3 separate regions of the Homo sapiens genome follow, and regions 1 and 2 are each linked to region 3. A link is a loop called in an ENCODE intact Hi-C map of the cell type or tissue named here. Cell type or tissue: CD4-positive, alpha-beta T cell. All regions are shown on one strand. Each heading gives the region's core, and the rest is flanking DNA. Links, peaks and the distances in the headings are about the cores only.

Evidence for each region. Hi-C counts contacts between places; a loop is a spot of excess contacts. Peaks named below come from ENCODE experiments on the same cell type or tissue, not always from the same donor. Only the 100,000 strongest peaks of a DNase experiment are listed, where the experiment ranks them.
Region 1: it touches region 3 in a loop (10-fold over the local background); 22 of 110 quality-filtered maps call a loop at or near these places.
Region 2: a loop joins it to region 3, with 11 times the contacts of the local background. A loop is called at or near these places in 23 of 110 quality-filtered maps.

What each region holds. Positions count from the first base shown.
Region 1 is chrX:81,189,175-81,199,878 of GRCh38, reverse strand. All of the region lies in intron 1 of HMGN5 (high mobility group nucleosome binding domain 5), which reads left to right. Among named protein-coding and RNA genes, the nearest start is that of HMGN5, 7.4 kb to the left of the region's middle. In CD4-positive, alpha-beta T cell, for the core only: a CTCF peak has its summit at 3,981 (motif pointing right); a DNase peak (open chromatin) is centred at 3,968.
Region 2 is chrX:81,371,972-81,383,174 of GRCh38, reverse strand. No RefSeq gene overlaps it. Among named protein-coding and RNA genes, the nearest start is that of SH3BGRL, 180 kb to the right of the region's middle. In CD4-positive, alpha-beta T cell, for the core only: CTCF peaks have their summits at 5,417 and 5,618 (motif pointing right); no DNase peak of the experiment used is centred there.
Region 3 is chrX:80,872,195-80,883,397 of GRCh38, reverse strand. No RefSeq gene overlaps it. Among named protein-coding and RNA genes, the nearest start is that of BRWD3, 68 kb to the right of the region's middle. In CD4-positive, alpha-beta T cell, for the core only: no CTCF peak of the experiment used is centred there; a DNase peak (open chromatin) is centred at 6,327.

The DNA.
Region 1 (10,704 bases), core at 1-8,000, 320 kb before region 3:
CCATTTGTCTATTTTGGCTTTTGTTGCCATTGCTTTCAGTGTTTTAGTCATGAATCTTTGCCCATGCCTATGTCCTGAATGGCATTGCCTAGGTCTTCTTCTAGGGTTTTTATGGTGTTAGGTCTTACATTTAAATCTTTAATCCATCTTGAGTCAATTTTTGTATACGGTGTAAGGAAAGGATCCAGTTTCAGCTTTCTACATATGGCTAGCCAGTTTTCCCAGCACCGTTTATTAAATAGGGAATCCTTTCCCCATTGCTTGTTTTTGTCAGGTTTGTCAAAGGTCAGATGGTTGTGATGTGTGGTGTTATTTCTGAGACCTCTGTTCTGTTCCATTGGTCTATATATCTGTTTTGGTACCACTACCATGCTGTTTTGGTTACTGTAGCCTTGTAGTATAGTTTGAAGTCAGGTAGCATGATGCCTCCAGCTTTGTTCTTTTTGCTTAGGATTGTCTTGGCCATGTGGGCTCTTTTTTGGTTCCATATGAACTTTAAAGTAGTTTTTTCCAATTCTGTGAAGAAAGTCATTGGTAGCTTGATGGGGATAGCATTGAATCTATAAGTTACTTTGGACAGTATGGCCATTTTCACGATATTGATTCTTCCTATCCATGAGCACGGAATGTTCTTCCATTTGTTTGTGTCCTCTTTTATTTCATTGAGCAGTGGTTTGTAGTTCTCCTTGAAGAGGTCCTTCACATCCCTTGTAAGTTGGATTCCTGGGTATTTTATTCTATTTGTAGCAATTGTGAATGGGAGTTCACTCATGATTTGGCTCTCTGTTTGTCTGTTATTGGTGTATAGGAATGCTTGTGATCTTTGCACATTGATTTTGTACCCTGAGACTTTGCTGAAGTTGCTTATCAGCTTAAGGAGATTTTGGGCTGAAACAATGGGATTTTCTAAGTATACAATCATGTCATGTGCAAACAGGGACAATTTGACTTCCTCTTTTCCTAATTGAATACCCATTCTTTCTTTCTCTTGCCTGATTGCCCTAGCCAGAACTTCCAACACTATGTTAAATAGGATTGGTGAGAGAGGGCATCCTTGTCTTGTGCCAGTTTTCAAAGGGAATGCTTCCAGTTTTTGTCCATTCAGTATTATATTGGCTGTGGGTTTGTCATAAATAGCTCTCATTATTTTGAGATATGTTCCATCAATACCTAGTTTATTGAGAGTTTTTAGCATGAAGGGCTGTTAAATTTTTTCGAAGGCCTTTTCTGCATCTATTGAGATAATCGTGTGGTTTTTGTCATTAGTTCTGTTTATGTGATGGATTACATTAATTGATTTGCATATATTGAACTAGCCTTGCATCCCAGGGATGAAGCCAACTTGATCGTGGTGGATAAGCTTTTTGATGTACTGCTAGATTCTGTTTGCCAGTATTTTACTGAGGATTTTCACATCGATGTTCATCAGAGATATTGGCCTAAAATTCTCCTTTTTTGTTGTTGTGTCTCTGCCAGGCTTTGGTATCAGGATGCTGCTAGCCTCCAGAGGCCACCTTCTTAACTATTACTGTTAACTCACTGCCTGGAAGAGTGAAAGTACTAAAAAAAAAGTTAGCAATTTTTTCATCCTAAAACACCACTTTCTTATATTACTGAAGACAACGTAGGCAGAAATACTTAAATTAGCTCTCCATTGACTATCGAACTAAACCTAAATTATGTTGCTAAACAGTTTTCACCATAATCTAGGCCCACACTATTCATACAATCTTACTTAGTGCTCCCCCAAACTAACTTCCCTATGTACGTAATCATTGTTGACTACCTGCTGCAATCATCATGCTTATGATCACTCTCATGCCTTTGCTCTTCCTGTTTCTTTCTTCACCTTCTCCCCACATTCTCATAACCTTTTCTGCCCTCTCCACTTATCCAACTCTTGCCTTTGCTAGACACAACTCAAAATCTTTATACAAATAATCAGGCAAAAGTAAGTCAGCATGATCTAGTCACCCTCCTCATTGCCAACATCAGGGCTACTGCTATTGCACTTTTCGGCCTATGCAACAGGAGACTCTTTCTTCTGTTTTTTTTTTTTCATTTTGCAAAATGAACATAATTTGTCTTATACTACCGTAGTATGACATCCCTTTCCCTTCTCAAGTGGACACTGCTATGCTCTCACCCCTCACTCAGAACTAAGAGTCTCCAGGTGAGTTATTTTCATTTGCCACACCAAAAGTAGCTGAATTTTCTTGATCAGCAAATACCCCCTCAGCAGAAGCACTCTTTATCATCACTGAGCTCTTTGGAGTTGTAATTCACCCTCTTTTCTCGCCCTGATAATTCCTCACTTTCCTCTTGAGGTCTTTGATATTTTTCATGTATTATAAAATACCTTCCAATATTTTAAATTCCCTTTATCAAGAGAGTTCCAGATCACCTATCCCCACCTTTTCCAGAAGCAGAAATTTTACCTACTTTTAAACTTTTGAGAAAGTTAAAATATTATTTACCTACAAAACACTACAAAATTATGGTGTAGAAATGTTTAATGAACTGTCTGAAAAACATTATCATGTCAACTTCATTGAATATTAAGTTTACTATTTGTAAAAATTTCATTTCATTTGAAAACAATTTGGAGTTTACATTTTTATCTCACATAAGCAGAATTCCTGTTTCTGCAGAGAAATCACTGTCGAGCATATTTTAATGAATTGCTTGTGGCTGAAAATTTTTTAAATTTTAAAACAAAGTTATACAAATTTTAGAATATGCTTAATATTTATATTTAAGTGGGATTATAAGTACATTTGCATTTTTATGTTTGATACACTGTGAAGTGGTGTGTATTAGTCTGTTTCACACTGCTATAAAGAAATACCAAAGACTGGGTAATTTATAAAGGAAAGAGGTTTAATTGACTCACAGTTCTGCATAGCTGGGGAGGCCTCAGGAGACTTACAATCATGGTGGAAGGCAAAGGGGAAGCAAGCTTGGACCTTCTCACATGGCAGCAGGAGACAGAAGAGGGAGGAGCAACGGGGGAAGAGCTCCTTATAAAACCATGAGATCAGCTGGGCACAGTGGCTCACGCCTGTAATCCCAGCACTTTGGGAGGCTGAGATGGGCAGATCATGAGGTCAGGAGATTGAGACCATCTTGGCCAACAAGGTGAAACCCCATCTCTACTAAAAATACAAAAATTAGCCAGGCGTGGTGGTGGCCGCCTGTAATCCCAGCTACCCAGGAGGCTGAGGTGGGAGAATTGCAGGGAGAGGTTGCAGTGAGCCGAGATCACGCCACTGAACTCCAGCCTGGCGACAGAGCTAAACTCCTCAAAAAACAAAACAAAACAAAAACAAAAAACAAACAAACAAAAAAAACCCATGAGATCTCATGAGAACTCATTCACTATCACTAGACCAGCATGGGGGAAACCACCCCCATGATCCAGTCACCTCCCACCTGGTCTCTCTCTAGACATGTGGGGATTATGAGGATTACAATTCAAGATGAAATTTGGATGGGGACACAAAGCGTAACCAAATCTTCCCGTTTCCAAAGTAAGAATGTCTGGAGTCTTGGTGGTCTTCAAAGAGCCTTGATTTTTAGAAGAACCAACAACATCACTCAATGATGCCCTAGTGCCCACCTTCCTGCCTCCTCTGGCAGATGGGAGACCAGTAATATAAAATTTTTTCTCTATTAACACACAACACATTAACACATAAATATGTAAATCACATACAAAATTACCGCACATTGGAGGATATACTGTTGTTCTCTTCAAGTGCCAGCAGAAGGGGAGTATCTGCAGAGGAGATAGGGTAGGTTAAGTAACAGAGTGTTATGCTTAAGAATTCTTATCCTGTCTCAGTCACCTGCTATGTAGTGATGTGCATCAGCAGGAAGCAACATTGACTCCTTACCAGAGGGAGTCCTGAAGTATTGTGTTCAGAGGTCTGATCTCATCCCAGATGGTACGTTCATGATTAGAGCCACTAGAGGGCGCCACTCAGCTATAGAAAAACAATGTGGAAGGCTTTGAAGCGCCGGACTTAAGAGATGTAATTTTTATTAGCTCTTTACAGAATTCCAGCAGAGGGATAGAATGTCATTTCATGCGTTGTCCCTGAGCAGTAACAGTAAATGGTCTCAAGGAAAAATAAGGCTCTACTCAGGAGCATCCCCTATTTCCAAAACCTTCTGATAGTTTGAGTAAGGGTTACTGCCCCACTCTTCCGTTGGGTATCACTGACTCCAGAGGAGGAGCGAATAAATTTGGTTATCATTGGAAAGAGACAGGATAGGGATAGGGTGGAATTTTAAACCCCTTAAAACCTCAGAAGTCACTCTAACCCTCTGTGATGGTTAATACTGAGTGTCAACTTGAATGGATTGAGGATGCAAAGTATTGTTCCTGGGTGTGTCTGTGAGGGTGTTGCCAAAGGAGATTAACATATGAGTCAGTGGACTGGGAGATGCTTACCCACCCTCAGTCTGGCTGGGTACCATCTAATCAGCTTCCAGCACTGCTAGCATAAAAGCAGGCAAAGGAACATGGAAGGACTAGACTGGCTTAGTCTCCCAGCCCACATCTTTCTCCCGTACTAGATGCTTCCTGCCCTTGAACATTGGAATACAAGTTCTTCAGCTTTGGGACTCTTGGACCTTCGACCACAGACTGAAGGCTGCACTGTCGGCTTCCCTATTTTTGAGGTTTTGGAACTTGGACTGGCTTTCTTGCTCCTCAGCTTGCAGACAGCCTAATGTGGGACTTCATCTTGTGATCGTGTGAGTCAATGCTTCTTAATAAATTCCCCTTTATATATACACCTATCTTATTAGTTCTGTCCCTCTAGAAAACCCTGACTAATACGCTCTCTATCTTCCCCCCACATCCTACCAGTAATAACTCCATAGAGTGGTTGTCCAGAAATTACTTATGAACACCTCCAGTTACAGTGAGCTGAAAATTCCAGAGGCATTTCCATTCTGCTTTTAGTCAGCTTAAAACATTAGAACATTATTTTCTGAGATTAAGCTGAGAACTGTTTCCTTTCATGTTTCTTTGATTCTAATAATTACCCATTATAAACTCATCTTTATCCTTGTAATATGAAGCCTTCTCTTCTCCAACTTAGTATTTCCTGTTTCTCTAGCCATTCTTCATAAGCTGTGATCTCTAGAGGTGTCACTAAATATGTTTCAGTTTGTCAGTTTCTCTCTTCTACAAAAGGTCGTCCCAGAATTGAATGTCATAATCCAAGAATGGTATGACTAGCATTGTATAAAGTAGTGTAAGGTCCTCATTCTGGACACTTTGTTTCTCTTTTAGCCCTTTTATTTTCTGAGGAATAGTATTTCACAGTGGTTTTAATTTACATTTCACTGATTACTAAGAAGTTGTGCATCTTTTCATATATTTATTGCCATTTATATATTTTCTTTTGTGGAATATCTGTTAAGAACTTTTTCTATTTTTCTATATTTTTTTGTCTCTATTCCTAATAGCAACATTTTGTCCCTATGTGTTGCAAGTAACTTTTATCCTGAGGCTAGCCTTTTTTTAAACATTTTTAATTAGTCATATATAAAATATTTTTCTTTATGGTTAATGCTTTTCTGTGAATTTTTAAAGAAATCTTTCCAGACCCTGAGAACGTGAAAATGTTATCTTACATTTATTTATAAAAGCTTTATTGTGGTGCTTTTTACATTTAGATCTACATTCCACCTGGAATTGATTTGTGTGTAAGGTTTGAGATATATGTCAAGTTTAATTTTTTTCAAATAGCTATCCAATTATTCTAGCACCAATAATTGAAACTACACCCTTTTCCCACTATTTTGCAATACCATCTTTGTCAAAAATCAAATGATTATACATGCGTGAGTCTGTTTCTGGTGTCTGTATTCTGTTTCATTTGTCTATTTGTCTACCCTTGTGCCATTACCACACTATATTACTTATTATAAATTTAAATATCTTGAAATGTAATATGGCAAATTCTCCTACTTTGGTCTTCTTCATGAAGTGTCCTGACTATTCATTGCCCTTTATATTTCCTTTTAAAAAGGTAGAATGTTTATAACCGCAATATACAAATACAATTGATTATAGTATGTTGACCTTGTATCAAGTAATTTTCTAAACTCATATGTGAATATTAATAGTTTATCTGTATATTCTTTTACATTTTCTATTTACACAATAACATCAACCATAAAAAATGGCAGCTCTATTTTTTCTTCCAATCTTATACTTTTTATTCATTTTCATTTCCTTATTTCCTTTGACACCTCCAGAACACTCATTCCTTTCACCATTGTTGTGTAACAAACAACCCTAAAGCTTAGTGGCATGAAGCAACCATTTTATTATACTCACAGATTCTGCAGGTCAAGAATTCAGCCAGGGCACAGAGGTGACTACTTGTCTCTTCTCTACTGTAATTAGGACGTCAGCTGGAAAGCCTTGAAGGCTGGGAGTCACTTGATGGCTGCAGGCTAAAACCATTTGGAGGTTTCTTTATTTGTGTTTCTGGTGCCTTTGTTGAAATGATTCAAACATTAAGCTCAGATGTAAATGTTGACTAGAGTGCCTGAATATGGCTTCACCACATGACTTTCTCATGGCATGGCAGCTTCAGAGAGTTGATCTTCTCATACTGCAGCTTACAGCCCAATGAACAAGGCAGAAACTAGATCATCTTTTATGACCTTATCTTGGAAGTCACATAGCATCATTTCTCCGAACAGCTATAATCCAGAAACAAGAAAAACAACACTTGAATGGACTCCAAAGGAACCTTTAAGGTGACTTGGATAGGCTCCAAAAGCAAAAGTTATATGTCTTTGAAAAAAGATAGCATCATCTGGAGCCTCATTGTTAGTACCACATTTTCATCTCAAAGTCTAGCACTCGATTGAAAATAATCTTACCTAAAAAAATAGATGTGACTGAAAACTAAAGACTAGAAAAGCACACAAAAATTAAAAAGAGGTATTACCATCAAAGGAGTAGCAAAAAAAAAAATTATTGCTGACTGTACATCAGAACAAATGAGAGGCAGAAGACAATGAAAACATGGCTTCAATGTTCTAAAAGAATATAACTGTCAGCATAGAATATAACTGTGCTAAAATAATAACTGTCAGCATAGAAATCTAAAGCCAACAAAAATATCCCTTACAAACTAATGTGAAATAAAGACACTTTCATATAAACAAAAGAGAATTATTCACCAAAGTTTTACACTAATTGAAATACTAAAGAATGTATTTCGGGTAAAATAAAAAAGATTATAGCTAAGAGATGCAGCAAGAAGTGAAGAACAACAGAAATGGCAAATATCTGAGTAAATCTGAATGAGCAATGTGTAAAACAATAATAACAAATGTCTTGTGAGTTTAAAATATGTACAGAACTAAAAGACATAAGAAAAATTTAAAATTGTATATATAAATAAAAACCTTCCCACAAAGTAAACTATAGGCCCAGGTTGTTTCATTGGCAAAATTTACCAAACATTTAAAGAATAAATAATGCCAATTTTACCCATATTCTTCAATATAATAGAAGAAAAAGGATATTTCTCAATCATTTCAAGGGCAGCTTAGTGTTCATTCCAAAGCTTGATGAGTACATTTCAAGAAAAGAAATACACAGGCCAATCTCATCTCTTGAAAAATAGAAGCAAAGTTACTAAACTAAGTAGTATCAAACCAAATCCAGTAGTATATAAAAAGGATAGTACTTTATGACCAAGTTGGGTTATTCTAATTGTTAAGCAGAACACTGGGCATCACTTGCTAATCCCAGGAATTGACTCTAATCACATATGCCCATTGCATCGCTTTATCAGAGTCATGAAGGAGAACATAATGCAGTCAAGCCCTGGATGAAACAACACTTTACTTATATAGAAAAAAAACAGAGCACAATCAGCTTCAATAGTGTGTGTTGGTACCCTCCATGGCTAGACGGTACCCCCTAGCAACAAACACAGAGCAACTGGATAAGCACACCCTTCTTGTGCCTTAGAAAAAGGACCCTTATCCACACCCACACCAACCCAGTCTGAAAGACAGAAAGCTAGGACATGTCTGAGAGCCATGGATGCATACACTTAGTAAAACAAAAGAACACTTAGTAAGTCTGAAACAGAAAAATATTTCTAGCCTGGAACAGGGTGTGTAGGCTGCTTATCTCTTGCTAAGGAAATATTTTAGTCCCAATGCCTATTTTAAATGGCCATGTGGGGGTCAAAAGACTGCATACACAAGATTGCCTTTCCCAACACTAAGAATTCAGGGTTGGTTCAACACTTGAAAAGCAATCAATGTAATGTGCCTCATTAACTTAAGAAAGAAGAAAAATCACATGATCATCTCAATAGATGAAGAAAAGTAATGTGATAAATTCAGCTTCCCTTCATGATTGAAAATTAGCAAACTAGAAATAAAAAGAGCCTCTTTAATCTGATAAAAGATGTATATAAAAAGCTAAAGCAAACAGTATACTTAGTGGTGAAATATTAAACTTCTTCCTGTGACAATGGGAATGAAACATGAATACCTGCTATTACCTCTTCTACTCAACATAGTGCTAGATATTCTAGGCAATATAAAAGAAGAAAAATAAAATAAAGTTATAATTTTTGGAAGGGAATAAATTTAAATGTAACCAATTGTAAATAATACACATGTATGTAGAAAATACAAAAGAAAATCTAATAAACTATTTTAAATAATAAATTGTTTGAGCAAGATAACTGCCTGCAAGATCAATATGTAAATAGAATGGTATTTGAACATATTAGTAACAGACATGGGAAATAAAAATGTTTAAACATACCATTTAAGATAAATAAAACAATATTGAAGGAAAAGAACAGAGTTGGAGGACTGACACTACCCAATTTCAAGGCATACTATAAAGCTACAGAAATCAAGACAGTGTGGTATTGGTGAAAGAACAAATAGATCAAGGGAATAGACTAGAGAGCCTAGAAATAGACCTACATTAATACAGTCAACTGACCTTTAATAATGAAGGCAATTGAGCTAATAAGGTAGTTCTTTTAACAAATGGTGCTGGAATAACTGGATACCTGCATGTAAAAAAAAATGAGTCTAGACATGAGATTTTACACCCGTTACAATAATTAACTCAAAATGGATCACTGACCTAAATTTAAAATGCAAAACTATAAAACTCCTAGAAGATACCATAGGAGAAAATCTAGGTGACTCAGAGTTTAACAATGACATTTTAGATAAAACACCAAAACCACAGTCCATAAAAGAAATAATCCGTAACCTTAACATCATTAAAATTAACAAATTTCTTACAGAGAATATGAAAATTTATTTAGATAGAGAGTAGATTGGTAGTTGCTAGAGGCTGGTGGTGAGGGTTTGGGAAGAATAGAGGGGTTGGGAGGTGAGAACTAAAGGGTATGGGGTTTATTTATGGGGTCGTGAGAATGTCCTAAAATTGGTTGTGGTGATGATTACATAACTGAATATAGTGCAGATAAAAACTATTAGATTGTACCCTTTAAAGGAATAAATTGTATAATATATGAATTATACTTTAATAAATCTGTTACCAAATAAAATTTAAAAGTTCAGCTCTGCAGAAGACACTGTCAAGAGAATAAAAAGAGAAGCCAGAGACTGGGAGAAAATGTTTACAAAAGACATATCCGATAAGGGACAGTTTTACAAAATATACAAATAACAAAATATACAAAATATACGAATACTTAAAACTCAACAATAAGAAAATATACAAATACTTAAAACTCAACAATAAGAAAACAAACAACCAAATAAAAATGGGCCAAAGATCTTAAGCAACACCTACCTCATTAAAGAAGTTATACAGCTGGCAAATATACATTTGAAAAGATGCTCAGCTTCGTATGTCATGATGGAAATGTAAATGAAAACAACAATGAGATACCACTACACAACTATTAGAATAACCAAAATCCAGAACACTGACAACAGCAAATGCTGGTGAGAATGTATAGCAACAGGAACATCATTCATTGCTGGTGGAAATGCAAAATGGCCCAGCCACTTTGGAAGTCAGTTTGGTGGTTTCTTACAAAATGAAGCATACTCATACCATATTACCCAGCAATCATGCTGCTTGGTGTTTCTCCAAAGGAGTTAAAAACTTATGTCTACAGAAACAAGCACATGGATGTTTATAGCAGCTTTATTCACAATTGCCTACACTTGGAAGCAAATAAGATGTCCTTCAGTACATGAATGAATAGATTAACTGTGGTACATCCAAAAATGAAATATTATTAGATACTGAAAAGAAGTGAGCTATTAAGCCATGAAAATACATAGAGGAAACTTAAATCCTTACTATTAAGTGAAATAAGCTAGTCTGAAAAGGCTACATACCGTATGATTCCAACTATGGGACATTATGGAAAAGGCAAAACTATGGATACAGTAAAAACATCAGTGGCTTCCAGGGGCTGGGGGTAGGTAGAGACAAATAGGTAGAGCTATTTGAAAATATTCTATTTGAAAACACACAGCCAGAGGAGACAAAATAAAAAACAATAAAAAACAAGTACACCTACAGGATCTAGAAAATAGCATCAAAGGGGAAAATCTTAACACAGTTATTGGCTTTCAAGAATAGGTAGAGAAAGAGAGACTCTCGGGCAGCAGACTTTTTGGTGGAAACCTTACAGTCCAGCA
Region 2 (11,203 bases), core at 1,995-9,994, 500 kb before region 3:
TTGCAAACTATGCATCTGAGAAAGTTCTAATATCCAGAATCCATAAGGAACTTAAGCAAATTAACAACAACAAAAAATGCTACTCCACTAAAAAGTGGACTAAGAACATAACAGACACTTCAAAAGAAGACATACATGCCGCCAAGAAGCATATGAAAAAATGTTCGACATCACTAATCATTAGAGAAATGCATATTAAAACTGCAACGAGATACCATCTTACGCCAATCACAATGGCTATTGTCAAAAAGTCAAAAAATAACATATGCCAGTGAGGTTGCAGAGAAAAGAGAATGCTTGCACACTTCTGGAGGAAATATAAATTAGTTCAGCCACTGTGGAAAGCAGGTTGGAAATTTCTCCAAGAATTTAAAACAGAACTACCATTTGACCCAGAAATTCCATTATTGGGTATATACCCAAAGGGACATAAATTATTCTACCATAAAGACACACATGTGGCCGGGCGCGGTGGCTCACGCCTGTAATCCCAGCACTTTGGGAGGCCGAGGCGGGCGGATCACAAGGTCAGGAGATCGAGACCATCCCGGCTAACACGGTGAAACTCCGTCTCTACTAAAAATACAAAAAATTAGCCGGGCATGGTGGTGGGCGCCTGTAGTCCCAGCTACTCGGGAGGCTGAGGCAGGAGAATGGCGTGAACCCGGGAGGCGGAGATTGCAGTGAGCCGAGATCACGCCACTGTACTCCAGCCTGGGCGACAGAGTGAGACTCCGTCTCAAAAAAAAAAAAAAAAAAAAAAAAGACACACATGCACACATATGGTTATTGCAACACTATTCATAGTAACAGAGACGTTAAATCAACCTAGATGCCTATGAATGGTAAACTGGGTAAAGAAAATGTGGTACATATACACCACGGAATACTACATAGCTATAAAAAAACAATGATATTGTGTTTATTGCAGCAACATGGATAGAGCTGGAGGCTATTATCCTAAGAGAATTAACACAGGAACGGAAAACCAAATACTGCATATTCTCACTTGTAAGTGAGAGCTAAACATTGAGTACACATGGACACAAAGAAGGGAACAATACACATCAGGACCTACTGGAGGGTGGAGGGTGAGAGGAGGGTTGGGGTCAAAAAACTAGAAATAAATATCAGGAGAATATTTGTAAATTCACAAATATGTAGAAATTAAATGGCACACTCCTAAATAGCCAATGGATTAAAGAAGGAATCCCAAAATGAGTTTGAAAATATCTGTAGATTGATATAAATGAAAACACAACATACCAAAACACTAAGATACAGTGAAATCTAAAGCTTAAAGGAAAGGCTTCTTTTTAATATTCCAAAAACAATAAAGATCTCAAACAAATACCTTAACCTTTCACCCTAAGAATTAAAAATAGAAAAACAATCTAAACACAAACCAAGAGAAGGAGGAAATAATAAGTATTAGTATATAAATAAATGAAATAGAGAATAAAAACAATAGAGAAAAATCAACAAACTCAAATGTTTGTTCATTGAAAACATCAAGAAATATGGCCAAACTTTATCAACATGGACAGAGAAAAAAAGGAAAGCTGCAAACTACTAACATTAGGAATAAACAGGGAACATTGTTACTGAACTTATAAAAATAGAAAAGATGATAAGGAAATGCAATATACCATATGCCAACAAATAGGTATCTTTGAGCCAGGACAATTTGACTAAGAAAAAAAAATAAAGTAATACAGCTTGTAAATAAGAAGTAAAACTACCTCTATTTGTGGATGACAGTATGTTGTAACTAGAAAATCCTAAGGAATCCACCAAATAATAATTAAAACAATCAAACAATTTGAACAAGATTGAACTTCAACAGGATTGCAGAATACAATACCAATATTGAAAAAAAAATTGTGTTTCTCTACATTAGCAGTGAATAATCTGGAAGTAAAATTAACAAAGAGATTCTATTTATAATACTATAAAAAATAAAAGAATAAGAATTAATTTAATGGGAGAATTTCAAAACTTATTTTCTGAAAATAACAAAACATTGTTGGAAGAAATTTTAAAAGACCTAAATAAAGAAAAAGACAATAGCTCATTCATGGATTAGACAGCTTAGTGTTTTTAACATGACAATACTCTCAAATTGAAAAGCAATCCATATCAAAATCCTGGATAGCATTTTTTTGGTAGAAATTGACCAGATGATCCTTAAATTTATATGGAAGTGCACAGGACTCAGAATAGTCAAAACAGCAATATTCACAATACCCAAAATATGGAATTAACCTAAGTGCCCATCAGTGGATGAATGGATAAAGAAAACGTGATACATAAACAATGCAATATCATTCAGTCGTAAAAAAAGAATAAAATCCTGTCATTTGCAGCAACATTGATGGAACTGGAGGCCATTATGTTACGTGAAGTAAGGCAAGCACAGAAAGACAAATATTGCATGTTCCCACTCATATATAGGAACTAAAAAAGTTTATCTCATGGAGGTAGCAAGTGGAGCATTGATTACCAGAGGCCAGAAGAGGAGAGGGGAGTGGAAGAGGAGGGAACAAAAAAGGACATAAGTGTATTTATTGCCACTGAACTGTATATTTAAAATGGTAATGATGGTACGTTTTAAAAAATTAAAAATAAAAAAAGAAAATGGAGGATGGAGCCATGAGACAAGGAATGTGGCAGCTCTAGAAGCTTGAAAAGACAAAATAAATTATCTCTTAGAGCCTCCAGAAGGAACACAGTCCAGCTAACACCTTGATTTTGGCCCAGTGAGACTTGTGTCAGATCTCTAACTTACAGAACTGTAATATGATAAGTTTGTAACACTTAAAAACTATATAATCTATAGCCTTGGAAGAAATATATTTGTAGAACAGAAGCCAGCAAATTATGTTTGTAATGGACTAGAGAGTAAGTACCTTTAGTTTTGTAAGTTACATGGTCTCCATTTCAACTACCCAACTCTGTCTTTGGAGCATGAAGGCAGCCATAGACAATATGTAAAGAAATAGACATGGCTGTGTTCTAATAAAAATTTATTAATTAACACTGAAAAAAGTCAAAACAATCTTGGAAAAGAAGAAAAAGTTAAAAGAGTTATACTTTATGATTTTAAAAGGCTGCTACTAAACTAAAGCAATCAAGACTGTATAGTACTGGCATAAAGAGAAACATATAGCTCAATGAAATGGAATTAAGAATATAAGAATAAAGCCTTCATATTTAGGGTACATTGATTTTCGCCAAGGGTGTCAGGAGAATTTAATGGGGAAAGAATAGTCCTTTCAGCAAATAGTACCCTAACAACTAGATATTCTCATGCAAAACAAGGAAGTTGGACTCCTACTTCATACCATAAACAAAAATTTACTCAAAATGAATCATAGACCTAAATATAGGCACTAAAATGATAAAACACTCAGAAGAAAACATAAGTGCAAACTTTGTTATATTGGATTTGGCAAAGCCTTGTTAGACATGACAAAGCACAAGTAACCAAAGAAAAAATATATACATTGAACTTCAAAATTAAATAATTTTGTGTGTAAAAGAACATGATCAAGACAGTGAAAATATAATACATAGAATGGGAGAAAATATTTAGAAATTATATAACTGATAAAGGTATAGTATCCAGAATATGTGAAGAACTATTACTACTCAACCACAAAAAGGCAAAAAATTCAATTTATAAGTAAGAAAAAAAGTTTAGATATTTTTCTAGAAAAGATATACAGAAGGCTAACAAACACATGAAAAAATGCTCCACATCATTAGTCATCAGGGAAATGCAAATCAAAACACCATGAGATATCACTTCAGACTGACTAGAATGGCTATGATTAAAAAATGGACAATAACGAATGATGATAAAGTGGAAAAATTAGAATGCTCAAACATCGTCGATTGGAACGGAATATGGTGGAATTCTGGGAAAACCAATTTGGCATTTCCTCAAAAAGTTAAACATAGCAGTTACCATAGAACCCAGCATTTCCGCTTTTATACATATAACCAAGATAAATGAAAACATATACCCACACAAAAACTTTTACACAGATGTTCATAACTACACTATTTATAATAACAAAAAAACTGTTAAAAATCAAAATGCTCATCAACCGATACATGGGTAAACAAAATTTTGTATATTCACACAACGAAGTATTTTTCAGCCATAAAAAAGAATGAAGTACTTATAACATGCTACAACATGGATGAAACTTGAAAGCATTATACTACATGAAAAAAGCCAGTCACAAATGGCCATTTATTTCATGATTCAATTTATATGAAGTGTCCAGGAAAGACAAATTCACAGAAACAGAAAGTAGATTAGTAGTTGCCAAGAACTTGGAGGAGAGAGTAATAGGAACTGACTGTTAATGAGCATGGAGTTTATTTTTGGGGTAACCAAAATGTTCTGAAATTAGATAGTGGTGATGATTGCACAACTTTGTGACCATACTAAAAACAAATGAAACAAAAATGTACAAACAAACATTGTACATTTTAAAGTGAAACAGATGTAATTTATGGTGCGTGAATTATAAATCTGTTATTAAAAAATACTCTGGGCATCAGTAGCCAAAATTATACTATAAATAATAGTCTTGGCTGTGCCCAGTGGCTCATGCCTATAATCCCAACACTTTGAGGGGCAGAGGAGGGAGGATCCCTTGAGCCCAAGAGTTACAGACCAGCCTGGGCAACATGGTGAAAACCCCTGTCTACAAAAAATATTTTTTTCATTAGCCCAATGTGGTGGCACATGCCTGTAGTCCCAGCTACGCGGGAGGCTGAGGTGAGAGAATCACCTGTGCCAGGGAGGTTGAGGCTGCAGTGAGCCGTGAGCACCCCGTGCCACTGCACTCCAGCCTGGGCAACAGAGTGAGACCCTGTCTCAAAAAAAAATGTTGAGAATAATAGAAGCTGGCATAAGAAGCATATTTCCACCTATGAGCTTCATAGACTAGACTAGGGAGGTAAAGCATCACAGACAATAATACAGTCTTACTCCAGCTATGGTTTCTTAGAAAGGGTTCTGAGAACAGAATATCTGAAAAATGAGGGTGCATGCGTCCTTCTTTAGACTTAGAATCCTGGAAGACAGTAGCTTCCCTGCATCAACATGTTAACAGGGATGGAGGGAACTTCACATGGCACAGCATGATAAAGGGGTAGTTATATTTTCTCATACTACCAAAAAATGATGAAGTACAACAAGAGAGGGGATGGGAGAGAGAGGGAGAGAAAAAGAGAGAAATCCTGACGGGTTGTGATTTTGATTTTGAGAAGTAAATACTGCAGAGGGTGGGGGATTAGGTGAAGTGTAGTTTGGGCAAATAAAATATGTATTTGAAGCCATCTCAGCAGGTTCTAGCATAGGGGAAACATTAGCTAAAGAGAGATGGATTTCCACGCTTTAGCGGATGCCAGTATGGACAGACATTAATGACTAAGTGCCTCCTTGCAGATGCCATGATACTATTTGAGCAGCTGGAAATGTTTATGCCACACTGGGGAAAGAGGATGAGGTGAGGACAAGCTCTTGTTAGACTGAATTTGAGCCCTAAAATAACTGAGAAACCTTAAAGTTACTTGAGCTTACCCAGAATTGATTAATAGCAAATTTCAGCCACTAGGTGGACTCAAAACCCAAGGTTGAAATGAAGTTTGGTTATGGAAAAATAATGACTTTTGGAACACTTGAATAAATGGCTTACGAAAGTCAGTATTCCTGCGTAAATTCTACTAATATAGTAGAACAAATTTTAAAACTTTACTGTCAAATTTAAATGTGTAATCAAAAACTACTCATATTTTCTTCTTTCATGAATGAACTTCCAGTCCCTTATGCAAGTTTTATTTCTAGATAACAGAATCCAGGATTGGATAAGACTTCATAAAACACCTGGTCTCATGCACTCTCCTTAACTGTACCTACGCCCTCCCTGAATATCTTCAGTGACATAGAAATTCAGAATTCATAATGCAGCCCATCCTATTTTGGACTGTTCTAATTGTTCGAATATTTTTTTAATGATCCAAAATCTATCTTGAATGCCTATAAGCTGGTCCTAATTCTGGTATGATTAATTTATTTATTCCTTTGATAAATATGTAACAGACACCATGCTAGGCCTGGAAGTTGTAACAGGAAACAAGACAGGCATAGTGTAGAGGCTAAGACACACATTAAACACAGATCAAGCACCCTTATCTTTCCCTGGCTTACACAAAAGCTGTGGGTTATAAAGGAATTTAGGAGAAAGCGAATACAACAGACCACCTTTTCACAAGTAGTGCCTGTTTGTCAAGATAGTTATTGAAATAAATGGTTCATGAAATCTGAAATAGATGGGAAGGAAAGTGAAAATAGAAGGAGGCTACCATAAAGGAAAAAGTCAGAGGTATCAATGGACTAGAAGTCAAAGAACTATTATGGTAGGAGTGTTTGCATAAACACTCTGGAAGATAGGAGACTCTCATGAGAAAATAGGATGCTTGATGAAGATTAGCACATTTGGGGGTATCTTCAGTAACAACATCTCTGGAAGTTAGTCAGTACTACAGCATAATCTAACATCTTCATTTCCAACTGTTAAGGACTGAGTGTATCTCCCCCAAATTTATATGTTATAATTATACCCAATAATATGATATATTCAGAAGCAGAACTTTTGGGAGGTAATTAGAGTTAGATGAGGTCAGGTGGGTAGGGTCCTCATGATGTGATTAGTATCCTTATAAGAAGAGAGGGTGACCAGAGCTCTCTCCACCACATGAAGATACAATGAGAAGGTGGTAGTCTGAAAGCTAGGAAGAGGGCTTACTATGAACAGAATCTCTCACCTTGATCTCGGACTTCTCGCCCCCACAACTGTGAGAAAATATGTATCTGTTGTTTAAGCCATCCATCTATGTTATTTTATTATAGCAGCCCCAAAAGACTAAGACAGCAACCTAGAAACTGTTTTCTGGTGTACAAAGAAAATTGTAACCTCAAATATAATTTTCCATCATATGGATTAAATTAGTTATTTCTGGTAAATCACCTACAAATGTTGCTTGACACATAATAAGCACTCAATAGATGTTACATTATTGTTACTATCATTACTATTGTTATATTTACTTCAATCTCTAGAATGAGTTACAAGAAACTTAAGAACCTTTGGAATTTGCAGGAGGGAAAGAAAGTTAAAAAACTGCATGAATAATATTTTAACATTTGTACAGACTTTGCTGTTGGTTTACAAAGCACCTCCAAACACATTTTACATATATATATATATGTGCAGAGTATATATACATATTATATATTTTTATATATGCAGAGTATATATTTATCAATATATATGCATATATAATTTTCACAATATTCCTTTGAGGTATAAGTAGGAAAAGTAGTAACCTGATTTTACAGATGAGGCAGTGACTCCCAAAAGCTCTGATAATAGGCAATCTATAATGTGAGCCTGATTAATCTGACCTCACCTCTGATGTTCTTTTTTCTCTTCTGCCTCCCCTGATAATAATAGAGCGGAAAAAGAAACCTTAAAAAGCTAACTGGTCCAAGCTAGTCTAAGTTTAAATAGAGAGCAGGAAATCTAAAATAATTATTCAGAACTTTATCATTATTTTCTTGATTACTTTGTAAAATTCTCTTAGAGAAGCCTTCTTTCTGGCTTCTGTACCTGTTCCTCAGAACTGTGTTTTTCTGTCCTTTCCAACTGAGGAACTATTCCTATAATTAGTTGTTCTTTCCACACATGAGACTCCAACATCCTTTTCTTTCTCTTCTGCACTAGTCACTTCTTCCTAAAGGAAGACAACACTGCCTTACTCGTAGAAAATCAGCGCATAGTTTTATTTCTCTTCCATTATGCTTCTTTAACAAGTCTTGCACCATTTTGAATCAAATCCATTACAATTAGGTACGTTCCTTGTCTTATCTGTTTTAAGGGTATTAAGTATGTGATTTTGGGGGGATCATCCAAAAGTTTTGCATTGTGTCTAATAAATGCTAAAGATGAAGTCAGAAAACGGCTTGCCTGCTCAGGTTAAGCCTTTTATAGACTTTTCATAGGATACTTTTAATATTTATTCTAAGTGTGAAAAATTGTAAGAGCAAAGGACTCCCCATTCAATAAATGGTGCTGGGATAATTGGCTAGCCATATGCAGAAGATTGAAACCAGACCCCTACCTTACACTACATACAACAATCAATGCAAGATGGATTGAAGACTTAAATGTAAAACCTGAAATTGTAAAAATCCTTGGAGATAACCTAGGAAATATCAATCTGGATATAGAGCCTGGCAAAGATTTCATGATGAAGACACCAAAGCAATTGCAACAAAACAAAAATTGACAAACGTAATTTAATTAAAGAGCTTCTGCAAAGAAAAGAAACTATCAACAGCATAAACAGAAAACCTACACAGTGGCAGAAATTATTTGCAGACTGTGCATCCAACAAAGGTCTAATATCCAGAAACTATAAGGAACTTATACAAATTTACCAAAACCCCCCAAACCACCCCATTAACAAGTGGGCAAAGGACATGACCAGACACTTTTCAAAAGAAGACATACATGCGGCCAACAAGCATATGAAAAATTACTCCATATCACTAATCATTAGAGAAATACAAATCAAAGCCACAATGAGATACCATCTCACACCAGTCAGAATGACTATTATTAAAAAGTCAAAAAATGACAGATGTTGGAGAGATCGTGGAGAAAAGGGAACGCTTATTTTGTTGGTGGAAGTGTAAATTAGTTCAACCATTGTGGAAAGCGGCATGGCAATTCTTCAAAGAGCTACAAACAGAACTACCTTCCAACCCAGCAATCTCATTACTGGGTATATAACCAAAGTAATATAAATAATTCTATCATAAAGACACATGCACATGTACGTTTGCATCACTCTCCACAATAACAAAGACATAAAATCAGCCTAAATGTCCATCAACAGTAGACTAGATTAAGAAAATGTGGTACATATACACTACTGAATACTATGCAGCCATAAAAAAGAATGAGATCATTTCCTTGGCAGCAATATGGATAGAGCTGGAGGTCATGATCTTAAGCAAACTAATACAGAAAAAGAAAACCAATACTGCATGTTCTCACTTGTAAGTGGGAGCTAAACAATGAGAACACATGGATACTAGGAGAGAAACAACAGACACTGGGGCCCACTTGAGGGTGGTGGGTGGGAGGAGAGAGAGGATCACAAAAAAATTACCTACTGGTTATTACATTTATTACCTGAGTGATGAAATTATCTGTATACCAAATTCTCATGACACACAGTTTACCTACATAACAAACCTGCACATGTACTCTTGCACCTAAAATACATTTTTAAAAAAGCATAAAAATCACACCTGCATTTCCAAGTCACATTGCACTTCAACAGAGTCCAATCTTTCCCATGAAATACTGTATGAGAGATTCTGCAAAGCAAGGGTAGATGACCCTGTATCCATCTGTGTCCTTCAATATTGGGTCTCCCAATTCCTCACCTAGACCCCCAACCTCTTCAGGAAAAAAAAGTAATTGTCTTGAATTATTTTCTACTTGTTTAATGTTTCCTAATCTTATCTTCTCATTTAGAATATGCAACTCCCTCGAATAGGGGAACCCTTCTGTACCACTTACCTCCCTCAGGCTCCAACATTCATTGTTCATGGATACAGGTGAAAAGGAAAAAAAAGTTACCTTCAGCAAGTCATTTACTCTTTCTTACTCTACATTTCCTTATCTTTACAGTGAAGGAGCTAATCTAGGTCAGAAGTTCTTCACCAAATGTCTGTATTAGAAACCAGATAACTTTTCCAAGCCCAAACCTCAAAGTCAAGTTTAGTAGATCAGGGATGAGGCCAATAAAATTTATCTCAGAGAAATTTCTCATGTGTTTCTGAAGTAGATCCCATGTTGAGAAATGAGCTGTAAGAAATCTATCACTCTATAAACATGCTATTTTTCTGTAGAACATATAAACATTTATATCCCTTCCTGAGATTTTTATTTGTCTAGGGCTCTTCACACTGGCTAGTTTGGCCACTGCTCTGTATAAGTCAGCTATCAGTTCTCATAGTCTGGAACATCTAGATTACTAAATGTAACAAGTAATGAGATTTATTTTGTTATTCTTTGTTTGGATGTTAGCATTGCTGAAATGGATGTCCTATATATATTTATATATTAAAGAGCAGTCTTAATGGTCTGAAGTGGCAGGAGAGAAGAGAGAAAATGTTTAACTGTTTATTCAAACAAATAATGGGAGTCAGATTCATTTTTAATAGCTTTTCTTTCCTCTTAGGGAGATTCTATAGTCACTGCATTTTAGTATTTTTCCTATTCATTATATGAACTCTCAGTTGCTCATTTTGATTATTTCATCACCACTGCTCAGTCAGTAAAATTAAAACAATGGGAAAATGATAACATCCAATGTTGTTATTTCTCTTTGAAAACAATTCTCCCCTCTGCAAATAGAATAAATTTACAAAATACACAGTGTAACAACATTTATTCTTTTATTTTTTAATTTTAATTTTTTGGATACTTAGTAGGTGTACATATTTATGGTGTACATCAGATGCTTTGATATAGGCATGGAAAACATAATAATCGCATCATATGAAATACCTCAACATTTATTCTTAATGGATCTACGGATCCATTAAGAATAATGGATGGGATGGGAGATGTGAAATGATGAGTGACTGCCAGTGGTTATGTGACAACTGGTCCCTCTGGTGCTTGGAGGCCTGGAGCAGCAGTTTATGGCACCATTTGGAAGCAAGCTTTTCCACTATACAGAAGCCTGCAAAACATTTTTGGCATGCATGCCACAGGATAAACTTTCTTACAGCTGCCAGTGATAATGCTAATAATGATGTTGATGATCACAGTCATATTCTGTTCTCAAAATGATAAAGAAGCAGCATAGGTCTATGAAATCATCACATTGCTAGCATATAAACACCTGGTACTTCAATTTAAAAAGCAAAAAGAAAACTAGACTGGGAATCAGAAGACATAGGCACCAATGCCAGTTTGGTCACTCACTAACTCCTTGGGAAATTTCATTCCCTCTCTTTGGGGATCATTTTTTTCACCTATAAGAGTGTTATGTTAGACCAATAATATTCAAACTGTTATTTAAGGATTCCCCTCAATGG
Region 3 (11,203 bases), core at 1,528-9,527:
GTGATAGGCAGGGCTATAAATCTCCCAAAAGTTTCTGTCCTTCATGTTAAGCTACCGGGGGTGGGGGCAGTGGAAGGGCAAAGCCAGGTTGGGGTTGGGTCAGGCAGGTCCCTGCTCAGACTCTCCATGTGTAGAGCAAGGAATGGCCCCTGTGAAAGTCAGGGGGAGCAGTTTCTGGCCACTGGGGTAATGTTGCACAGAGGACCATAACTCTCTGCTGCACAGAAGAGTTCAGGCAGGGAGTGGCGAGTACCAGGTGGTAATAAGTCCCACCCAGCTTCCACGCACTTAGCAAGGCAGATCTCCCACATGCAGTTTTCCACTACCCACAGCAAGCTAAGTTCCAGGTTGTCTACACTCAAAACTTAAAACTGCCCCAGGTCATAAGCTTTCCCCATGGAGACAGAAACCACTGCATTCAGGCCACACCTCTCCCAGTCTGCTGGCACAGCCAGGGCACCCAGCTCCTGCACTTGTGGCTGCAGCACGCTTCCCACTCACCTCCTGGTTCTGGTGAAGGGGCTTCTGCCCCACTAAAGGTTACAGCATAAAATTAAGTTGGGAGCTTCTTTCAACCTGTGACCACTGCCTGAGTTAGTTGGCAGATTTCTGTGACGTCTCTTGTGAGGCAGGATAAGGAATGGCTTTCTTGGACCATGCTGAAGATGGGAATGCATGCAAGGCTCTTCCCACCGCCATTCCTACTTTTATATTTCTCACCACTCTCTTACTCAGTTCTGGCACAGCGTAGGGTTAAGGCCTTCCCCTGTGGTCTGGATTTCCATTTTCCCCAGTGGGGGTGTATATTCTGCAGGCGGTGTCTCTCCTCTCACATTCTGGGGACTTAACAGTTTTTCACCTGGCTCACGGTGTAGGTGGCAGCCTGCTGCTTCTTTCAAATAATCTATGGATTTTAGTTTTCCCATTAAGTTCCTGCATTGTTTCTTGGGTGAAAAAGTTCACAAGGTGAATATCTACACACTATTTTGTGTTTTCAAGTGGGAGAGGCATGCGAACACTGCCTTGAATCTGCCATCTTTGGGGGAAAAACCCACAGGAGATTTTAATGGAAAAGTCAAAACCGGACTGATAATATTTTTATTTTAATTTATAAGAAAGACATAAAATCTTCCAGGTAAATCAAAAAGAAAGAGCAATCCTCTGAATTATTCTGATTCATACATTTCGACCTGGAATTGGAGGAGAGTAGATGGTACTAAAGTAAGCCTAAGAAGTTCTAAGGCTTATCAACATCAGGCTATCTCTGCAGATTGCCAGGCATGTGGTTGGAAGCTGAAATATTCAAACGCCCAGATGTTTGGCTAAACAACATCGGATTTCTAGATATTTAGGAATCTCCAAATTTTTAAATGCTTTGTTTTCAGTTTCACTTCACATTTAGGTGTTACATGGAATCTTGAATACAGAAAGGAAAGAGTGGAGAAAATTTTTCATACAAACTCTAGGCATTTAATTCTGCACTAAGAGAAAAAGACCTACTGGAGATCAAGCATGAATAGTGAGAAAGTTACACACGGTATAACCAATCACAAATGAGCAATTAAGCAAACTAACAAGCAAGCAAACCCCCAGCCATACAATAGCCAAAGCATGAGCAGCTTTGCAAATACCTGTTATTGAAACAACCGAAGTCAAATTGGACTGATCTACAACATACAAAGTCATTTATACGAATGGGAAAGTCAGTATTACATGGTGGTTAAGAGCAGGAATTTTCATATCACCAAGACCTAGGTTTAAATTCTGACTCTGTAATCTTCATTAGCCTCAATTTCTTCACCAGTAAATAGGGATATAAATAGGTCTTGCCTCATAGGGCAATGTGAACATTAATGAGATAATGCATTTAAAGTCCTTAGCCTAGTGTTTGACATATGGTAAATACTTGATATATGTTAGCTTGAAAAAATATGAGCTTTTTTGTAAAATTTTAACATAATAGGAAGCTAGTATGACTATTTTCACACATGGATTAGTCTTTGCAATTATTCACAATAAACTCATTTACCTACAAATGAGTCACACACCTGTAGATAAATCGAATTTCGATAAATTAGAGACATTATAATTTTTATTCCAAACAAAAACTTATGCAATATTGTCAACAAAATATAAATATATCTAACATAGCAAGATTTTACTATTGCCTAAAACATATTAAGAAACTTTATCTGAATAAAAATGTTTTTAGAGATAGCATCATACTGTTAGATAATGGAGCTTCAAAAGAGATATTATAAAATTTTACATCTCATATTATGATATCTTGGCTTTACAATGTTACTAAATAAAGACATACAATATAGAAGAGGGAATAAAGAATAAATTACAATTAAAGAATATGTTCATATTCATTCAAATCAAGTAACTTGCAGGTTCAATTAAACAGAAAGTACCCTCAGTTCATTTTATGTACTGGATATATTTTTTTAAAGAGATAACCAGTAAACAATATCATACCAAAGTTATACTTTTTTTAAAAAAATAATTTTCCAAGAAATGTCATGTGGGCCAAAAGAGTAATACATTCCAAATTTCTGTACTCTATAATGAAGTCTGCTCTTCATATATGCATCCTAAAGCTCTAGAAGAACTCATTAACTCACCACCAGTTATTCCTCAAGATCCCTAGCCAATTTGCCTTCTTAGCTGTAAGGGGGAGGTTTAGTAAGGACTAGCTGGAACTGGAATTCTCAATATTTAATTTTAATAATCTATATAAACTATATGGAAACACCAAAAAAAACTTATTCAGCTAATTAATTTGAATATGCTTACTCTCAACAAACCATATTGTATGTACTAGAATTTACGATGTTGAATTAGTCATAGTAAAACATTTTCAAATTGCTTGTCCTCCTCATTTTAAAATGATAGAATTAAAAAGGCTACTATAGTAGGCAGCTTCTAAGAAGGCCCTCAATGATCTCCACCTCCTGGTATACACATCTTTGTGTCTACTCTCCTCCCCTTGAATGTGGGCTGGAATTCATAACTTGCTTCTAACAAACAGGATACAGCAATAGCAATGGAATGTCACTTCCAAAATTAGGTTACAAAGAAACTGTGGCTTCCATCTTGTACACCTTCTCTTTCATCTCACTCACATGCTCTGAGGGAAGCCAGCTATCATATCGTGAGCATCCCTATGGAGAGGCCCACATGGCAATAAACTGATATCTCTAGCCAACAGCCAGGCAGAATCTGAGGCCTGCCAGGAACCATGTGAGAGAAGCTGGAAGCAAGTCATTCCCAAGTTGAGCTCTGAGATGACAGCAGCTGCCAACATTTTGAATGCAACCTTGTAAAAATCTCTGAGTCAGAGGCTTTCAGCTAAACTATGCTCAGATTCCAGACCCACAAAAACCATAACACAAATGATTGTTATTTGTGTTACAGTTGACTGTATAAGCCTCTAAGTTTTAGGGTAATTCATTACACAGCAATAGATAAATAATATTGCTACTGAAATCAATAATACACCAATTGCAGAGATTCACTGGAGTCCAGGTTTTATTTTCACTCACTTCCATATTTTACCCATTTGTTTCTAAGAGCTGTGATAATGACATTTTAATTGTTTATATTTTGTTTCCATCATTTATTTCTGATATAGGTGGGTGCACAGTTTAGAAAGTTCATGAGCAGTATCTTTTTCACTGACAACTGAATCACATATACTTTTTCTTTTTTGTCTCTATGCAATTTATAAAACATAGAGGAAAATCTCCTTAGGTCTATAAAGGTGCTGGGTAGAATGAGGAAAAGGAATGCGTGATTACACAAGATGACCTTTAAGTTCCTTTCCATTACTAAAATTCTATGACTCTATGAGAAGGAGAATTTTTTGTCATGTTTTTCTCTTCCTCCTCCTCTTCTTCTCCTGCTCTCCGCTCATCAGCAATGTATATGTTCAATGTGAACTACATGGCTCCTTTTTGGAGGTGAAAGGCTAGAAGCATCTGTGCTCAGGTAGTCTCCCAAGTATGCAGCTGTCACTGTTCAGTACCTAATGTGGCAACTGCCAGAGCAACCTGGAAAGGTGCCAACTTCTGCTGAAAGGCTGCTGCAGTTGGGCAAAAGCCTGGTTGGAGCAGAGAATCTCATAGAGTATATTATAGAAAGAAAGTGTTTTTCTGCCCTTGACAGTTATGGTAGGCATATTGTTGCAAAGTTTGCATTTATGAGGGGATAATCAGGGTAAATATTTTTCTATAATAATGATAACTTGCATTTATCTAGTGCTTTATGCTTTGGGGTTGGTCAAGCAAGAAAAGTGAAATAAAGAGATTAGATCAATTGCCCATATATATACACAGCTGTGACCTAATCTTTAGACCTGAGTCAAGCCCAGAACTTGTCTTTAGATTCCTGGTTTGCTGACCTTTAATTATTGTGAGGCTTTCTCTGTTTTAAACACAATATTATTTTCTAGGAAGGGATAATAAGTCAATCAAACAAATTGCTAGTATAAAAACGTTGTTCTATATTTTTTAAACAGATGGATCATTATGTCATAGTTTTATTTAAAAGAAAATTTAATTCCAATATAAACAAGATGGTAGTCAACTTCAACTTGAATGGCCATAACTCAAGGATGAAACACCAATGGTTTTGCAAAGTTTTATAAAATGATGTACAAGAGTCTAAAGGTAAAATAGTATGGCAATTTATTTAAAGGAGTTAGCACAATAATTAACTCAAAATTTATTTCTAATATCCTGAGAATATTTGCATTCTGATATCTTAGTTGGCCTCTCAAAGTAACATCACTACATCACAATTTTAAATATGCCCTTTGATTAACTGATATTGTGAAATAACAACTGGAGGAAATCTGCAGCCTGAAATACCTTGGAGCATTAAAACAAGTAAGAGGGTTTTATTGAGTACACATGGACATATGTGTATTTAAGGATGAATGGTGGGAGGAGGGAAAGAATTCAAAAACTCCTTATAGGGTACTATGCTTATTACCTGGATGATAAAATAATCTGTACACCAAACCACTGTGACACACAATTTACTTATATAACAAAACTGGACATGTACCCTTGAACCTAAAATAAAAATAATAAATAAATAAAACTTTAAAAATTAATAAAGTAATAAGGTTTTGTGGTTGGTCATTTTTAATAGCCAAATGCATTCTCTCATGCATATATGTTTTTAATTCAAGAAATAAAATGCATGGTGTTAAATTTTTTAATATTATCTTTATTGTAGCAGCATTTCCAAACCAAAAAAAAAGCCTAAGTAATATCAAATGCTAACCTTCACTTTATGCCAAATTCACTTCTAATCATTGCTCATTGGTGGAGATTGTTTACCTATTTTTAAAAATCGGTATAATTTGTTATTAAAATGTAATTAGATTTCAAATTATCCGTACTAACAATTGATACAAATAAAAAATTAAATACTCAATGTTGGTTAATTTAAACATTTGCTGGGTGAGTAATTCTTTCAAAATAGCAGCTTAATACAAGATCTTATCTAATAGAAATCATACACAAAAACAACAGAGACAGATAATCTTATCTTTCAAGTTGGTACTCAACTTGAAAATTTTGAATATTTAGATACCAAGGAATTGGCATCATTGACCTTCAGGGTTAGAGTGGGAAGCAGAGCAATAGTGGAGGATTAGAGTTATAGAAGTAGTCGGTTCCTTAAGAAGACTAGAGAACTAGAGAATGGAAGGATATTTAAGTAGAAAGAGATAAAATGCAATGATAGCTTTTTTTTAATTTGAATGTAATTCAAAACCTTTTTAAAAACACAAGTCGAAAAATCTTTTTTTGGTCTAGAATATTTTATGTATGAATTTAAATTTAATACTACTATGAAATGATAAATATAATAGTAATAAAATATATGATACATAAGTAAAATATTTTGTCTTTAAAATATTCACAACACATCTGTGGAATATGCATAAAGAAAATTTAACTCTAGGTGCCCTATGTTTTTAATACCTTCATTTTATAAATGACATACAGATCGTCTAGCATATCAACAGGATTCTGAACATCTAATACCAATTAATGGCTAGCTGCCATAACACAGATATGAGAAATGGGATCAGTACATGGCATAACAGATGGTATTATTCCATACAGATGGTGCTTTGTGCTATATTAAATTAATTTGTAGAACTTAGAAACATATATTTATGTTTTATGGTGCCAGTATCCTATAAATTGTGACATAGATAAAATATAATACAGAATTTGGAGACAAAGGAGGGTGTCTTGTTGACTAAGAATATTTTTTGATAGCTACTAGACTAAAAAGTGATTTTTGGTTATGGAGCACCACCTAGAGGAAATGTAAGAAAAAGTCCTTAAGCAAGAATGGAGTAAAATGAAAATCAAATTTAAAACAATCACATAAAAACCCTAAGGAACCAACAACTTTAGTATTATATATAATTTTGAAGTTCTACTATCATCCAGCCATCAATCATTTTTTATTTTAAAAGTAACTTTTTAAAATTATTTTTTCCATAGGTTATTGGGGCTACAGGTGGTATTTGGTTACATAAGTTCTTTAGTAGATCTGTGAGATTTTGTTGCACCCATCACCTGAGCAGTACACACTGCACCCTATTTGTAGTCTTTTATCCCTCAACCCCCTTCCCACCCCTCCCCCCAAGTCCCCAAAGTCTATTATATCATTCTTATGTGTTTATGTCCTCATAACTTAGTTCCCACATAGCAGTGAGAACATACGATGTTTGGTTTTCAATTTCTGAGTTATTTCACTTAGAATAATAGTCTCCAATCTCATCCAGGTCACTGCAAGTGCCATTAATTCATTCGAAAAAGTAAAGTCTTTTTGTTTTTTTTGAAAAAGTAAAGTCTTAGTAGTGTTTTATATGATGGTTTATTTATAATTTCTATTTCTTTCTGAGGAGTTTTCTACAACACAATTCTTTTTAGAATGGTAGAGCTGAAAAGGACTTTAGAAATCATGTGGACCACTTTCTTCCTTTTACAGGTGAGGAACATGAGGCTCAGAGTAGAGAAATAGCTTTCTCAGGGTCTTAATTACATTAATGATAGGACAAGGACTAAAATATATAGAGTCCTTCCTCATTCTAACACACTACCCTTTAAACTGTATCATGCTGAATAAATAGACGTTACTTTTGATTGAACAAAAGATCAACAAGACTACTGAAACTTCTCTAATCTTACTAAAACGTCTACCACAGAGTGATTATATCCTTATCCTCCTAACACATTTTTAAAACACATCTATTTGTATGTAATGGAAATCAATCTTTTTTCCCTTCTAGTTTAGAAACCTGTTAGAGCTGAATAACTGATGAGTTTTTGGTAGGTTATAACATTAAGCAACATAAAAACTGAGATGTGGAGTATAAAATGGATAAAATTAGTAACTGTTTCCCTAATGTTAGAATGAGAACTTTTTGATCCACCACCCTCCACTGGTAATAATAATTAATATATAACTCATTTCTACTGGAGAATTACTGAAATGAAAGAAATGTCAGTCCATGTGATTAGTAGAAAGTACACTGGTTTTGTTGTCAGAGATCTGGATTTGAAACCCAAATACACCACAAGCTGCATAAATTTGGACAAGTCATTGAGGTGTCCTAAACCTCAGTGTCTTCACATGCAGAAGAAACTTCTAATAATACCAACTTCTAAGGGTTGTTATAGGAATTAAAGTGAGATAATGCCTTCAGAACCCTTAGCACAATGCATGGCTAACAAATGTTTACTTCTAATTGAGAGAAAAGCAATGCCAAGAATTAGTAAATTTCATATTAATTTCTAAAAAACAAATGAAGATTTCTTGAGTATAATGCTCCCTGCCAAAAAACTGACTGTTATGTGAGTGGGGGTGGGGTGGGGTCCTCAGACCTCTGTTAAAATGCAAATGTAGGAGTCCTATTTTGAATATTGGAATCAAGGTCATTGGGGTTGTTTTTAACATAAAACTGCGTACCATGAATCTCCGAAAAGAGTTGCAATGGTTCTCAATCAGGGTGATTTTCTCCCCAGAGGATATTTGGCAATGTCTGGAGACACTTTTGGTTGTCCAACTTAGGTAGGGGTGTGGTAGAGACATCTAGTGGGAAGAAATCAGGAATGCTGCTAAACATGCTACAGTGTACAAGACAGCACCCACACGTCATACACACACACACTAAATTATGCACCCAAAAATGTCAACAGTGACAAGGTTGAGAAACCCTAGATTATGTATGCAAGTTACAGTTTATCAGAAACTAATAATGAATACAAGTTTGATAAATATTTGAAGTATTTGCTGTGATAGGCACTTGAACAAAATAAAAGTTTTCATTCATAAAGTCTTAAAAATCCAAATATATTATACCATTTAATATATGGAACATATATGGAACATTTGTTCCATATACCTGAAAATGTGACTACATCACCTAGGGATATTTGTAAAGAACTTTATTGGCCTAAGACTTTCAACTGTCCATCTTGATTTTTTTTCATTTCTAGTTATTCTAAATAGAAACAGATTTATTATAAAACTTAGATCACAGCCCCAGGCTTCAAGTAGCTTGCAATCTGCTGAAAAGGTAAGACATGCATTCAAGAAAGTCTGCTATTCAAGAGTCCTATCTCATTCACCCCTATATCTCTTGTGCTCGTCACAGCAGCTTGGAATACAAAATACTCAATAAATAGTCTTAAATGGAAATAAAACAACTAGGGAACAAGGTCCAAGAGTATAGGGTTAAGTGAAATATTAATAAATAATGTTGTAGAATTGAGAGAAGGGAAAAATCTGTATAACTTTAGTAGTAAAAATAGTTCAGGAAAGTTTCCTTTAAAGAGGTACATGTTAAATAAAATATAAAATTGTAGACAATATAAATATAAAAGTAGACAATTTGAAGTTCTAACTTCTGCTTGCTTAAGTTTAGTCACTCTCCCCTTAAACTCTATGGTCTAGCTAATTGATCTGAAACTACATGGTCTGAACTAATTCAATTTCGCCCCAAAACATCATGTTCTCTATGACACTTCTTAGGCTTTTATACATGCTGTTTTTTCTGTCTGGAACTGACTTTCCAACTTTATCCACCCCTTCAATCTTCTTCACCTGGTTAACTCCTACTCATCATTCAGTTCTCTGCTAGATATTACAGTCTCTGGGAAATCCTCCATGACCTCCACCAAGATTAGGTTAGGAGTTTTTTTATGTTCCAATAATACTTTCTACTTCAACCGCAGCTCTTGCCACACTGTATGATAATATTCTGTTTACATGTCAGTGTTCGCCATCAGTCAATAAGCTTGCCATGTGTAGGAAATGTGCCTGGTTCACGTTTGTATTTCAAATATCTACCACATTGCCTAGCACAGAGTAAGCATTCAGGAAATATTTGTTGGATAAAAAAATGAATAATGTAGAACTAAGATGAGGAGAGATGATAGGACTATAAACATAAGTTGGAAGTCATTAAATCAGAGATGGTAGCTAATGCCAAGAGACTATGAGTTATCTAGAGAAGAGAGAAAACAGAAAATAGCCAAGGGATAAATATTCACACTTTGGTAATAACAACTAAGAAACATGAAAAGAAATTAGAGTAAATATAGAAAACAGAAGGGACAATTGGAGATTCAGGAAGACAAATGGAATGGTATAGTATCATAGAAGCCTAAGTTGGAATTTCAAGAGGATTCTGTCCCAAGCAGCGAAACCACAGGATGGAGAAAGATGGTTAGATTTCACATTTTTTCCACAGTAGCAGTAGGAATAGCAGCCTGATTGAAGGGATTAAGGAGTAAATTAAGCTAAAAAGGCATAGAGACTTCAGTATGAGTCTTAGTCCAACTAGGAGAGAGAGAGAGAGAAAGAGAGAGAGAGAGAGAGAGCACACAGTAAATTGAATAGAGGAAAGTTTAAGATAAAGAATGTTATATATAACAGCAGACGGGAATAATGAGGGATTGGTTAGTAAACAGTAAGGTGACCTTTAAAGAATATAGGAGTAGCAAAAATAAGGAGCAACTACTACTTCTAGGGCTGAAATAGAGCACCCAAGGAAGAGCATTCCCACCCCACTCCAGCCCAGGGCTGAGATCCAGACCTTGTTGGAGTGGACGCTAACATGAAAGATCAGTCACTGTGGCATTACGCAGGTGGAACTTGCTAGAAATTAGTCCTTTAGGGATTACCGGAAAATCACCCTCTAAGGAGCCTGGGAAATCTAATCATGCCAATGTGTCTCATTTGGAAGCTGTCTGCTAGAATAATGCCTGAGGGGCAAGGAGTGTCAATGGAAACTCTGGGAGGTGAGCACTGAAGAAGCTGCCCATGGTGCGGAAGCTGGGCAATGGGGAAGCTACCATATGCTTTAGGTGTCTGCGGGTAAAATCTCCAGTGAGAAAGACTGCAGAGAAACTGATGTCTTCATGTGACAGCCAGATTTTGTTGGGGGTGATAAACAGGTTTTAAGACAAAATGAAATTTGCCTACAAAGAATCAGGGGCTTCATAAAGCACCTTACTAAGAAGAAAAAGAGAAAATATAGGACAATTGAGAGTAAAATGGAGTGGGGATGTGTTGAATGAGTATTTGTATCTTGAAAGAGGTAACAGAAATAAGAGACTTGCATCTTCATTGAATGGATATCGAAAATTTAAATGGAAGAAGTAATGGGATGGAACTAAAGATTACAGTCAGAATTTTACAGCTAGGAGTACACTCACTGTATAGATATTTTTTTAAAGCTTAAAGAAATTGGTGATTTTTCCACAGTTGTACAATTAATGAAGGAGCCAGGATTAGAACAAAAGTTTCCTGACCCTCACAGTATTACTCTTTCTACTGCATCATGCTGGAAAGGGCTATTTCGAGAGAAGTAAATTACTAATTAGCTCATCAGAATTTCAAAGGACTGGCCGGGCGCGGTGGCTCACGCCTGTAATCCCAGCACTTTGGGAGGCCGAGGCGGGTGGATCATGAGGTCAGGAGATCGAGACCATCCTGGCTAACAAGGTGAAACCCCGTCTCTACTAAAAATACAAAAAATTAGCCGGGCGCGGTGGCGGGCGCCTGTAGTCCCAGCTACTCGGGAGGCTGAGGCAGGAGAATGGCGTGAACCCGGGAAGCGGAGCTTGCAGTGAGCCGAGATTGCGCCACTGCAGTCCGCAGT